Regions from separate parts of the Homo sapiens genome. Here region 2 is linked to region 1. Evidence: chromatin contacts called from ENCODE Hi-C or POLR2A ChIA-PET data. All regions are on one chromosome and are shown on one strand. The core of a region is the stretch at or near the end of the contact, and the rest is flanking DNA. Distances in the headings are between cores, read along the strand shown. Region 1 holds the start of DELE1 (DAP3 binding cell death enhancer 1). Region 2 has its middle 44 kb from the start of NDFIP1.

Region 1 (6,331 bases), core at 2,677-5,176:
ATAAGCGAAGACTAAGCAGGCAAAAAGATAATGGGGTAGGTTGGCACCTAGTTGCAAATATAGCAACAGGTCAGAGTTCCCCATTAGGCTCTCTTTCCAGTCTTGCACAACCCCTCCTTCCACCAACTCCCATTCCCCCAGTGAAGCCACCCCAGCACACACACATCTCCAGGTGTAAGCTTTGTAAAGGTGTTTCTTCTCTGACAGGTCTGCAGAAGACCTGAGCTAGCTCTTATCCCAGAGACTCCTTGGTTTTCCCTGTCTCCTGTCTCTCCTTATGTTATGCTTAAGAAGGTTGACCCAGGGTCGGGTGCAGTGGCTCATGCCTGTAATCCCAGCACTTGGGAGGCTGAGGCAGGTGGATCACTTGAGGCCAGGAGTTGAAGACCAGCCAACATGGAGAAACTCTGTTCCACTAAAAATACAAGAATTAGCCAGGCGTGGTGGGGCACACCTGTAATCCCAACTACTCGGAGGTTGAGGCATGAAAATTGCTTGAACCTGGGAGGCAGAGGTTGCAGTGAGCCAGGATCGCACCACTGCGCTCCAGCCTAAAAAAAACACACAGGTTGACCCAGATACTTACTTGTTGCTCCAGGCACTGCATACAATAGCAAGTAAGACAGACATAATTTCTGCCCTCATGAAGTTTATATCTTGTGTTTAGAAAGACAAAACACAACTACAGAGAGAAATAGAGTAATTACTAGTGATGTTAAATGCCAAGAAGGAAACTAATCAGAGAGTTACACAGAGCATAAAAGGGGTCCTGACAAGACAAGGAGTCAGGGAAAGCCTGTCTGTGGGGGTGACGTGTGGGCTAAGGCCAGAAGAAAAGGCACCAGCATTGTGAAGAACAGAGACAAGTATCCATGGTACTGAGGACAGCTTGCGTGCAGACCCTTTCATATGAGCAGTAGTGACAGAGCACAGGGATGGCATTGGGACTTCTGGAATCCAGGCCCACTTCCTACTTCTCACTATGGGACAGCCCTAGGGCTCAGATCTTCTTTGGCAACATGGGAAAATGCTCCTCTCTTCAGGGTATGATATGGCCTTAGTCCACAGCTCCCCATAGAGGGGTAACCCTGTCATGGAGACATCCCAGGCTCAGCTCTGCTGATGACACCAATTTACAGATGAGAAAGCCAAGGGTCACACAGGTCAAGTCATTTGTCCAAAGTACACAGCACGAAAGCAGCAGGGATGAGCTGTGACAAACATGAGAGTGATGTGTGTGTCAACTTCATTCAGAAGATCTTATAAGCAGAACTTCCACCTGGAACATTGCCTGAAAAGCGAAGACTCTGCCCTATGAGACCTAGTGTTCACTAGTAAGAATCTGACCTTATAGATCAGGTTCAACAAATATTTTTGAGCAACTATTACGGGCTAGGCTCTGTATTTGATGCAGCAACCAAGCAGTAGAACATGAACTCCAGAGTTAAATCTGGCTCCTCCACTTAACAGGTATGAGACCCTACGCATGTTACCTAATATTTCAGAGCCTGAGATTCCTCAGCTGTAAAATGAAGGTGATATTTCCCTTGTAAGATTTTTGTAAGGATTACACAAGATAATGCATGTATAATACTTTACATTAATAAATAATGCTATAAGGCCGGGCGCGGTGGCTCACAGCTGTAATCCCAGCACTTTGGGAGGCCGCGGTGGGTGGGTCACGAGATCAGGAGTTCGAGACCATCCTGGCCAAAATGGTGAAACCCCGTCTCTACTAAAAACACAAAAATTATCCAGGCGTGGTGGCACGTGCCTGTAATCCCAGCTACTTGGGAGGCTGAAGCAGGAGAATTGCTTGAACCCGGGAGACGGAGGTTGCAGTGAGCCAAGATCATGCCGCTGCACTTCAGCCTGGGCGACAGAGAAAGACTCTGTCTCAGAAAAAAATAATAATTTAAAAATAAAAAAAATGAATAATAAAAAAAAGATGCAATGTATTATTATTTATTGTAAGATCCATGAAGGCAAGAATGTATCTATCTTGTTCTCTGCTATGTCCGTAGTGACTAGCAAAAATGCCTGGCCCAGACAAGGTGTTACATAAATGTTTACTGAATTAAATGAGGAAAACATACATGGCGGGGGTGTGGAAAGTGGCAATATCTCCTTGAATATGCTCCAATACCATGGGTTACTTGTTAAATGGACACAGTGATTCCCTAGCCCTTGTTCCAGGTTCGGCTGTATACCCATGAAGGATCATTCTCATCTACACTGAAGGTCAAGGACCAGGCTGGGGAAGCCTTACCCAAGATATGGCATCCCATAGGGTGTTCGGGGAGACACGGGAAGACATCCATTGGAAGGCATCCTTCCATCCATGGGACCTTGGACCCCCGCTCGTGCCTGGGCCATGGGGACCTGACCTAGATGATGAAATAAGAGGCTATCAAGTAGGGGCAAAGGGAGACCAGGGACTGGGTGCGGTGGCTCACACCTGTAATCCCAACAATTTGGGAGGCTGAGGTGGGTGGATCACGAGGTCAGGAGTTCAAGACCAGCCTGGTCAAGATGGTGAAACCCCATCTCTACTAAAAATATAAAAATTGGCTGGGTACAGTGGCTCACACTGTAATCCCAGCACTTTGGGAGGCTGAGGCGGGCAGATCATGAGATCAGGAGATCAAGACCATCCTGGCTAACATGGTGAAACCCCGTCTCTACTAAAAATACAAAAAAAATTAGCCAGGCGTGATGGTGCATGCCTGAAATCCCAGCTACTTGGGAGGCTGAGGCAGCAGAATCGCTTGAACCCAGGAGGCGGAGGTTTCAGTGAGCCAAGATCGCGCCACTGCACTCCAGCCTGGGCGACAGAGCGAGACTCTGTCTCAAAAAAAATAAAATAAAATAAAAATTAGCAGGGTGTGGTGACGGGTGCCTGTAATCCCAGCTACTCGGGAGGCTGAGGCAGAGAACTGCTTGAACCTGGGAGGCGGAGGTTGCAGTGAGCTGAGATTGCCCCACTGCACTCCAGCCTGGGCGACAGAATGAGACTCCATCTCAAAAAACAACAAAAAAAAAAAAATAAAAAAAAAGGGTGACTAGGGGAGGAAATGAGTGGTAAAATGGCAGTATCTTACCTGTCGAGGTTAGGCACAGGAACCAGCAAAGTGGAGGAGGTAGTCTGAGGCCCATCTGGGCTGGTGGACTTAGGAGTCACCCTCCAGAGGCTAGGTCCCAGTGTACGGGGAAGAGCTGTACAGAACAACCAAAACTCAGGCACCTCAACAAGAACCCAGGAATCACTGTCATCTGCCTCAGCAGAGGTTCTTAAACATGGATACACATGGGAATCTTTTATCTACTACAGATTCTAGGGTAGTACCCCAGAACCAATAAACTAAGATTTCTCAGGGTAGAGCATCCACGTTTTTTAAAAGCGCCCATGTGATTCTGCTGGTCTCCTGTGGATGCCAACCACTGTTCTAAGATGACCAAACGTTCATACATATACTCTCACTAATGTTTGGGGCTCTTTGACTCTAAACCTCTCCTCTCTTCACTGGCTATGCCTACTCCATTGGCCCCTAATCCTCTTTCATTCATTCAGTCCACCATCTCCTGCCATTGGACTCCTCCCCCTCCCAACAGTCCTACCAACTTCTTGGACTCCACCCTCTTCTAGCTAGGCCCATCCACATCTCAAATTCCAGCAGCCCCTGACTTCCCCGCCCTCTTTCAAGCCCCGCCTTCCTTGGCTCTAACCCGGCCCACGATCGCTTCGGCTGTTTCCTCGGGCCCGCCCCCACTCCAGTTCGGTCTTTGCGGCCCAGAGTGACGCTGGTTGCTTGGACGTCCCTTACCTCGGCCCAGGAGTCCCGGGAGGCGCCACATGTCGCTGCCAGCACCACAGAGAGCTCGCAGCCGAAAGCGCGAGACCAACCCTTGGGACAGCGGCTAGAAAGGCCGCCGCGATGCCCCGAGTGGCCGAGTACCCGAGGAAGCTCTGAGCTGGCCAATTAGAAGGGAGCCCGGCCGGAAAGACGGCGCTGCAGAGAGGAAGTGCAGGGCGGAGGCGTATTCGGGGCCAGCGGGGCGGTGACGTGCGGCAAGGGCATGGGGATGTGGGCCCAGGCTTCCGTGGGGGATGTCCTTGGCGTTCCCAAGCCGAGGCAGGGGACCGCAGGTGGCGAAGCGAGCCACCCGGAAGCGGGACCTTCGGGAAGTGGGGCTGGAGCGGCTTCAGGGAAGTAAGAGGACCTTGCAGACCGTGAGGCCGCGAACCAGGAAAGGCTTCTCCAGGCCCTAGGCTTGAGGAAGTGGGAGTAACCAGGCTCCATGGGCGGAGGAGAGGACCCCCGGGGTCCCACAAATGAAGCCAGTAGGCCGGGCTTCCGTCCAAGGCCACCTGCCTGGAGATGCCAGGCCAGGGCCCGACTGCGTAGGCGATGAGAAACCGCACAGGGCAAGGCTTTGATTCTGGGTTCTAGCTCCGGTCCAGCTTTATCTCACTGTGCAGCTTCATGCCAACCCCTTACCTTGTCGGGGCCCCAATACGCGCCAGATAGGGTCAAATGGAATGACTGGCCTGACAAGCTGAGATTCTTGGGTAGCTCCTTTCAAAATACCTGAGACACCACCCGCGCCCTATTAGAACCCTCGTCTTCAGACGTGGCAAAAGTTATGTATGTGTTTGTTCTTTTGTGGAAAAGAATAGTTCCGTCTGGTCCCGGTGGCTCACGCCTGTAATCCCAGCACTCTGGGAGGCCGAGGCGGGCGGATCACCTGAGGTCAGGAGTTTGAGACCAGCCTGGCCAACATGGTGAAACCCTGTCTCTACTAAAAATACAAAAATCAGTTGCGCGTGGTGGTGGGCGCCTGTAATCCTAGCTACTCTGGAGGCTGAGGCAGGAGAATTGCTTGAACACGGGAGACGGGAGGTTGCAGTGAGCCGAGATCGCGCCTGGGCGACAGAGTGAGACTCCATCTCAAAAAAAAAAGGAAAAAAAAATAGTTCCTTTCACCACATTTGAATCCGTGAAATAACGGAGCTTACATTCAAGTATAAGATGTTTAGATTTCCTCCCTATCCCCTTCCTCCAGGTATGTGACTTTAAGGTGAGTGGAAGTTGCTACCTGGGGTAAAAGTGTACTGGGGGCACCTACTTTTAGACCGAGGCATGTGGCTTGAAAGTTGTATTAATATGTTAGACAACTTTTTTTTTTCTTTTGAGACGGATTCTCTGTCGCCCAGGCTGGAGTGCAATGGTGTGATCTCGGCTCACTGCAACCTCTGCCTCCCAGGTTCAAGCGATTCTCTTGCCTCAGCCTCCCAAGTAGCTGAGATTACAGGCGCCTGCTACCACATCCTGCTAATTTTTGTATTTTTAGTAGAGACAGGGTTTCACCATGTTGGCCAGGTTGGTCTCGAACTCCTGGACCTCAGGTGATCCTCCTGCCTTGGCCTTCCAAAGTGCTGGGATTACAGGCTTGAGCCACCGTGCCTGGCCGTTAAAGAACTTTTGAGCCATATATCAGCCCGTTCTAGGATCTGAGAAGACAGCTGAGGAAAGAGCATTTGTGGCCTCCAGGAACACGGTCCAGTGGATTAGTAGTGGGCTTTGGAGTCCCACAAATCTGGGTTGGAATCACAGCTTGCTTACTTCGTAGGTATGTTATCTTGTGCAGGTTCCTTAACCACACTAAGTCTCAAGAGCTTCATCCGTAAAATAGGGAAAATACCTCATGCAATTGTTGTGAGGTTTAAATAAAATAATATGTTAAAAATGTTTAACTTGGTGTTTTGGGAATACCCTTCAAAAAATAAAAAATAAATAAATAAAAATGTTTAGCATAGTTCCTGGCACATAGTAAAAGCCCAGTAAGTGTAAGTTGCTATTAATTATATTAGTAGGGGAGGTAAGCAGGCAAGTGTAATAGGTTAGGTTCCCATAGAAGCATGAACAATGGATTGTGGGATCCCTTGGAAGGCTTCAGAAAAGTAGTTGCATTTGAGCGGGGCCTTTAAATGTGAATAAGAGCTTGCCAGGTGGAGAAGGAAGAAAGGCATTGCAAGCGGAGGAAACAATAAATAAAGGCCCAGAAGTTTGAATGTTGGACAACTATTCAGAAATAGCCTTGCTTCGGGATTTGGGACGGCAACCTTTCACATTCCTTGTGTTGCTGTCCCGAAAATAAAGTAACAAACAAGTATGCTGGTTTGGCTGTGTTCTTCCTCCTGCGTCTTTTGTACCCTCCTTCCTTTCAGACTATCCATAGTTTGTGTCATTTCTCAAGGTTCAGCCCAATCCCAGCTCTTCAGTGTAGACTCCTCAACTGTTTGAGCCCTCCCTGCTCCCTACTTTTCCCA
Region 2 (6,517 bases), core at 3,077-5,576, 140 kb before region 1:
TCCTTCCCACTCATCTTCCAGCCACAGCAATCACTGTTACTGGTTTCTAGAAATAGTCTGTGCATATACAAGTCTGCAAGTTTGTGGTTTTTATTTTCATTCAAATAGTGGAATTCTATTCACAATGTCTTGTGCCTTGTATGTTTCCCCACCTTGCTTTTTCAGTCAACAGTTTATCTTGAAGCCCAGCTTCACTATGTGACTGTTCTGAACTATGACGGACCTGTGTGCTTGAGATCCTTAAAGGGCAGGAGGGATTTGGATCCCGCCAAACTGAAACTGTCTGACTTGGGGTGGGAGGGCTTCGGCCCATGTCTACTCAGGCTGATTCGGAAGCTCATCACCTGCAGGAAGGGCAGGTCTGGGGTCAACCAGTGCCAGCCTTCTGCACATCACTTGGGGATGCATTTATTTTTAGAGTTTTTAAATTACACAGGAAACACACAAATGTATTCCTGCTGGATAAAAACGTCAAACAATACAATTAAAGTAAAAGCCCATTTGAATTCCCAAACCCAAGTTTACTCTCTCTATTCAGAAGTATTCACTGTAAGCCGGGTGCAGTGGCCTACGCCTGTAATCCCAGCACTTTGGGAGGTTGAAGTGGGCGGATTACCTGAGGTCAGGAGTTCAAGACCAGCCTTGCCAACATGGTGAAACTCCATCTCTACTAAAAATACAAAAATTAACCAGGAGTGGTGGCGCATGCCTGTAATCCCAGCTACTTGAGAGACTGAGGCAGGAGAATTGCTTGAACCTGTGTGGCGGAGGTTGCAGTGAGCAGAGATAGCGCCACTGCACTCCAGCCTGGGCGACTCAAAAAAGAAAAAAAAAAAAGTACGCACTGTAGCCATTTGATATTTTGTGTGTTTTGAGACTTTTTTATTTTTTATTTTTATTTATTTATTTATTTTTGAGAGGCAGTCTCACTCTGTCACCCAGGCTGGAGTGCAGGCTCACTGCAACCTTCGCCTTTCAGGCTCAAGCAATCCTCCCGCCACAGCCTCCCAAGCACCTGGGATCACAGGTGCATGCTACCATGCCCAGCTAATATTTTTTAGAGATGGGATTCCCAATGCTTCTTGGCCTTTTGGATAAGATCAAGTGTACAGATGGGGTTTCCCCATGTCACCCAGGCTAGTCTCGAACTCCTAAGCTCAAGCAATCCGCCTGCGTTGGCCTCCCAAAGTTCTGGGATTATAGGCACGAGCCACCGCTCCCAGCCTTGAGACTATTTTTTTAATGGAGAGGTCATTTTTGTTGTTTTCCTACATGAGACCATATTCTGTGTACTCTACAACTTGCTTTTTTCATTTAACATTTTGTTTTAGACATAATCCCACTTAAAGTATATAGATCTATTTCATTCTCTACAATGATCACATTACTATTTTATTGTATGGACATACTATAATTTATTTAGACATTTTCCTCTTGGCTGGGTGCAGTGGCTCACACCTGTAATAACAATAATAATAACAATTATTATTATTATAATATATAAAAAACAGAGGTTAAATTAGAATGTATTGAAAACAGTGAACACAGAGATTGGCAGGTAGTAAGTTAGTTCACATCATGTCCAAGAGGATCTCACCTTCCACACCGGAAAATGACCCATCAAGGTGTTTATCTTACAAAAGAGCAGGTATTGCCCTAAGTGAGTTGTGCCACCAACCTAGGACATCCAACAGTTAGCTTTTAACATAATTACTTTCTTCCCTGTTAGTGTGTTGTAAGAAAGCTTCCTTTCGACTTAACACTTTAGAAATGTTGCTTATAAAATGCTTCAGTTCTCAGGGATTTCATGGTGAAAATGAAAGATGCTCTTGGATAACTTGAATGTGTCATCCAGGCCAACAGAGCTGAGATGCAGTGCAATTTCTCCCCCGCCTCTGCTATCATCCCTCCCTTCACAGATGGCACCTCCACTCACCCAAGTTTCAATCAGACTCTGGGAGTCATCCTTGAGTCCCCTTTTCCTTGTCCTCCACCCTCGGTCCCTCAGCAAGTCCTGCTGGGCTTACCTGCAAATCCTCTGTCTCCATCCATACCAGCACAGGCAGCCCTTCAGCTCTCACCTGGGCCAGCGCAGTGGTTTCCTCATGGGTCCCCTGCTTCAACTCTTGCCTTCCTGCAGGAAGTCCATTGTCCCCTAGGCTAGCAGAGGGAGCATTTAAAAGCATCAGTGGGATCACTCCCCTCTTGTGCTTAAAGGCAACCAGTGCTTCCTATTGCCTTCAGAGTGAAAACCAGACTCCATGACAAGGCTCTGCTTATCCCAGCCCGCCTTTCTCCAGCCCTGGCTTCTGCTGCTGCCCCTGACCCCCTCATTTCTCTGCCCCTAATGCCATGGCCCGCCGCTCTGAGCCTTTGCACTTGCTCTTCCTTGGACCACTCCCAACACCTGTAGCTCCTTCTCAACTTCAGAAAGACCTTTCCTGACCATTCATTCTAAATCAGTCCAGCCTTAATTTCTCTGGATCATGTCGCCTGTTTATTAGCATCTGAGTCTCTCTCTCTTTCTACTTATTTGTGTGCTGTGTTCTCCCCAACTAAACTGGAGGCTCCCTGAAGGCAGGAGCCTCGTCTGTCTTTTTCACTGCTCTGGCCCAGCATTTTGTGCGGTATATACTTGCTGAATGAATGAACAAATGAATGAATGAATCAATGAGGAAAATGAAGAGGAAATCCCAGGGGAATATATGGTCTGAGGAGATACTCAAGGTAGGGGTGCCAAGGGAATTGCCACTCCATACAGAAGCCTGGTTCCTCCCTGTGAGGGAGTCTGGGTGGGAGCTGATCTGAGCCAGAGGCATTGGCCGTGGAGTCCAGGGGTCTCCTGTGTGGCTTCCTGAGATGGCAGAGGGAGTATCCCCACCCTGCCCCCATCAGAAATACCCAGACTGCTGGAGCAAAAGGGCACAGCTGCTGCCTCCAATGCCGATTTCCACACAGCCACTGCCTTCTTCCACCAACCACAGAGCCCCTGAGTTGCCATAGCAACAGAGGACTGCACCAGAGTCCAAATAGGGATGTCTGCATTTCCCGGCACTTCTGGCTGGGGAGGCAGGGGGTGGTCAGTCCACAGCTGTGCCTATGCCCTGTCTCTGACCTGTCCTGGTCTCTAAGCAAAGCACCCTCCTCTGCCTTTCCACCCTCATTTCACTTCCTCACTTGAAAATCTTAAGAAGAGGATCTGGAAAAATAACTAACAGGTACTAGGCTTAATACCTGGGTGATGAAATAATCTGAACAACAAACCCCCATGACACATGTTTACCTATGCAACAAACCAGCACATGCACCCTTGAACTTAAAAGTTAAAGAAAAAAAAAAAGGCCGGGCGTGGTGGCTTACGCCTGTAATCCCGGCACTTTGGGAGGCCGAGGCAGGTGGATCACCTGAGGTCAGGAGTTCGAGACTGGCCTGGCCAAAATAATGAAACCCCGTCTTTACTAAAAATACAAAAAATTAGCTGGGCGTGGCAGCCTGCACCTGTAATCCCAGCTACCTGGGAGGCTGAGGCAGGAGAATTGCTTGAACCCAGGAAGTGGAGGTTGCAGTGAGTCAAGATCGCGCCACTGCACTCCAGCTTGAGGGACAGAGAGAGACTCTGTCTCAAAAAAAAAAAAAAAAAAAAAAATTAAAAAAAAAAGTCTCAGGAAGCACTCATGTCAGGATCTTCTCTGCTTTCTCTCCGCACTGTGGAAGGAGAGGGGAGGGATGGCCTTGTCTTTGTGTCCTGTCCAGGCCCACAAATTGGACAAAAGAACAAAGGAGCAGGATTCTCTGATATCTCACAGCTCTCAAGCCTGCCTAAAGAATGTTTTCTTTTTAAATACCACTTGGTTAGTCTAGCTGGTCACCTCCTGGAGTTTTTTAGTTTCTATCAACTGCCTTTTTGGTACCCCTAAAGAAACTCCTGAAGAAGCAAAACCTGCCTTTTACTCCCCAGAAGCTAAGAGCCTTTTGGAGGAGCTGCTGTTGTTGTCTGTCAGAATAACAACAACAGCATCTACCACTCACTAAGTGAATGTGTGACATGCATCACTTCTCTCCATCCTTACAACCGCCCTGCGAAAAAGGTGTTAGTAGTCCCATTTTGTATGTAAGGAAACTGAGGTCACATAGCTGCTAAGAGGCCACGCTGCAATCTGAGCCCTGGACTCTCAGACTCTGAATCCCAGGCCATTGGCCGCTGCTTTATGTTGGGAGGCACAGCCAGCTCCATGGAATGACATATTTAGCTTCCCCAGCCCCAGCCAGTCCCCTGGGTCCTCACGTGGCTCCCTCCCAGCCATGGTGGCTAGCAGTTGTTGGCTCTGTCCCCATGCCACGTCACCCCCACAGGGATCTGATGGCAACTCGCTCAAAGTGGGAACAAAGGCAGCATTTTTAGCCCCTTCTTTAGAAACCTTGACTCCTTGCCACATACGCGGCCACTCGGATTGGCTGTTACCATGGTAACTGGCTGCCGCTCTCTGTCCAATTATGTCAGCCCTGAACTGCAGGGCTTCCGTGCCCATTTCCTGCCCGATCTCCCCAGCCTGCCAGCCCAGCCCCTCTGACCTCCAGGCAGCTTTGAATGCCTATGCTTTCTAATTACAGCTGCCTTTCAATGCCCCTGTCCTTTCTGAACCCTTTGTAATCTGCATGGAACTTCTCCCAACAGCCCATTGTCACACTCAGCTCCCTGGCCCTTTATCTGTGGTTTCTATAGCATTGATTGTGTATCTGGCCTTGTACCCAGCATACACACACGCCCCAAAGGGCACACAGCTTGGGCACAGAAATTTCAAACATCCCAGGCTCAGTGCCTGGCACTGAGATGTTTCTCCTGCAATTGTGACCTCGTTGGGGGTCTCAGTGGTCTGATTTCAAGCCATCTTCTTTGTACATTCATTTGTTCATTCAATGACTCATGAGCACCTATGATGTGCCAGGCACTAGGGATACCAAGTTAAACAAGACAAAATGGAACTTTACATTTTTGGGGGGTGCAGGGGTGATCAATGTAAACACGTAAGCAATTAAGTAAATACATGTAATTTTGGATCATGTTAAGCACGGTGAAGAGAAAGAAATGAGGGACCCCAATTCTGGGATGGACACTTGCTTCTGTCCTCACTCAAGCTCCCCACTTCCAGCCAGAGGGGTTCACCAGATGAAGGGGGTGAGGAGGAGGTGCTTGGTGTCCATTGGGCACTTTGGATGCAAGTGGCAGAGACCAAAGTTCAGCAGCTTAGGGAAAAGGGTGCTCTGGGCAGAGCTGCAGCTGGAGCTCTGAGGCCTGAAAGTCACCAAGACTCAGTTATCGTCTCTTCTCTCTGCATCCCTCTCAGACGTCAGCTTCCTTTCCTCTCCTTGCAGCAGCTTTTCTTTTCTTTTAATTTTTAAATTTTATTACTATTATTACTATTTTTGACACAGAGTCTTACTCTGTCACCCAGGCTGGAGTGCAACGGCATGATTTCGGGTCACTGCAACCTCCACCTCCCGGGTTCAAGCGATTCTCCTGCCTCAGCCTCCCAAAGTAGCTGGGACTATAGGCGCCCGCTGCCACACCTGGCTAATTTTTATATTTTTGGTAGAGACAGGGTTTCACCATGTTGGCTGAGTTGGTCTCGAACTCCTGACCTCAGGTGATCCACCCACCTCGGCCTCCCAAAGTGCTGAGATTACAGGCTTGAGCCACCATGCCCGGCTAGCTTTTCCCACATGACAGAAAGCATGGCTGTGGACAGATCCTATGAATTTTACCTTTCACTGCCTCAGTCATGGGAGACAGCCTGACCTCAAGCATTCTTGAAGTCTAAGAGACAGAAACCAAGGGAAGAGGCTTAATGGCCCAGGTCAGAGGTTCCCATACCTGGACTAATCAACTAAGCCCAAGGATGGGATCAGAGTACAGACAAGGAGGCTCCCTGGTTTCTGGCTAGCCCTCTGTGGTTGCAGAAGGCAGACAATCCCAGCATCTAGAACACCCTTGCAAAGTGAAACTCCCCTAGGTATGTGCCCTTCACTCCCTCACCTCATCCCACCCAGCCCTACCCCTGCTTTCTTACTTTCACAGTCTCACTTCTGCTCCTGAGAGGCAATCTTATGGCCTATGCTCCAGCTCAGTCCCAACTCTTTAAAATAAATAAATAAATAAATATATAATTTTTAAAAATTTATATTATTGACTAGAGTCACCCTGTTGTGCTATCAAATAGTATGTCTTATTCATTCTTTCTATTTTTGTACCCATTACCCAACCCCCGCCTTCCCCCTACTACCTACTATGTCCATGAGTTTGTTTTGATTTTTAGATCCCAAAAATAAGTGAGAACATGCAAAAAATTAAAATTAAAAATTAAAACAAAATTTTTGTGGGGATAGAGTCTTGCTCTGTTGCCCAGACTGGAGTGCAGTGGCGGGATCATAGCTCACTGCAGCCTTGAACTCCTAGGCTCAAGTGATCCTCCCACCTCAGTCTCCGGAGTAGCTGTGACTACAGGCATGCACCACCATG

What was found. A loop is a pair of places that touch in the nucleus more often than their neighbours do. ChIA-PET counts read pairs that join two places held with the same protein, here RNA polymerase II (POLR2A).
Region 2: a loop to region 1 is called in a map of breast epithelium, with 8 times the contacts of the local background. The contact joins the enhancer-like site here to the promoter of DELE1 in region 1. A Hi-C loop is called at or near these places in 1 of 168 maps with a recorded cell type or tissue (breast epithelium). POLR2A ChIA-PET finds 5 or more read pairs at or near these places in 3 of 52 experiments (H1, HEK293 and T-cell).

Annotation. Positions count from the first base shown.
Region 1 is chr5:141,921,466-141,927,796 of GRCh38, reverse strand. DELE1 (DAP3 binding cell death enhancer 1) reads right to left here and starts at 3,926. Exons shown (of 12, transcript NM_014773.5): 1 at 3,825-3,926; 2 at 3,102-3,216; 3 at 2,270-2,387. The coding sequence starts at 3,855. RefSeq lists an enhancer at 3,532-4,045.
Region 2 is chr5:142,061,985-142,068,501 of GRCh38, reverse strand. No RefSeq gene overlaps it. Among named protein-coding and RNA genes, the nearest start is that of NDFIP1, 44 kb to the left of the region's middle. Within about 2 kb of position 4,326, at least 16 of the 41 ENCODE cell types and tissues checked have a DNase peak (open chromatin) inside an H3K27ac peak, as active enhancers do.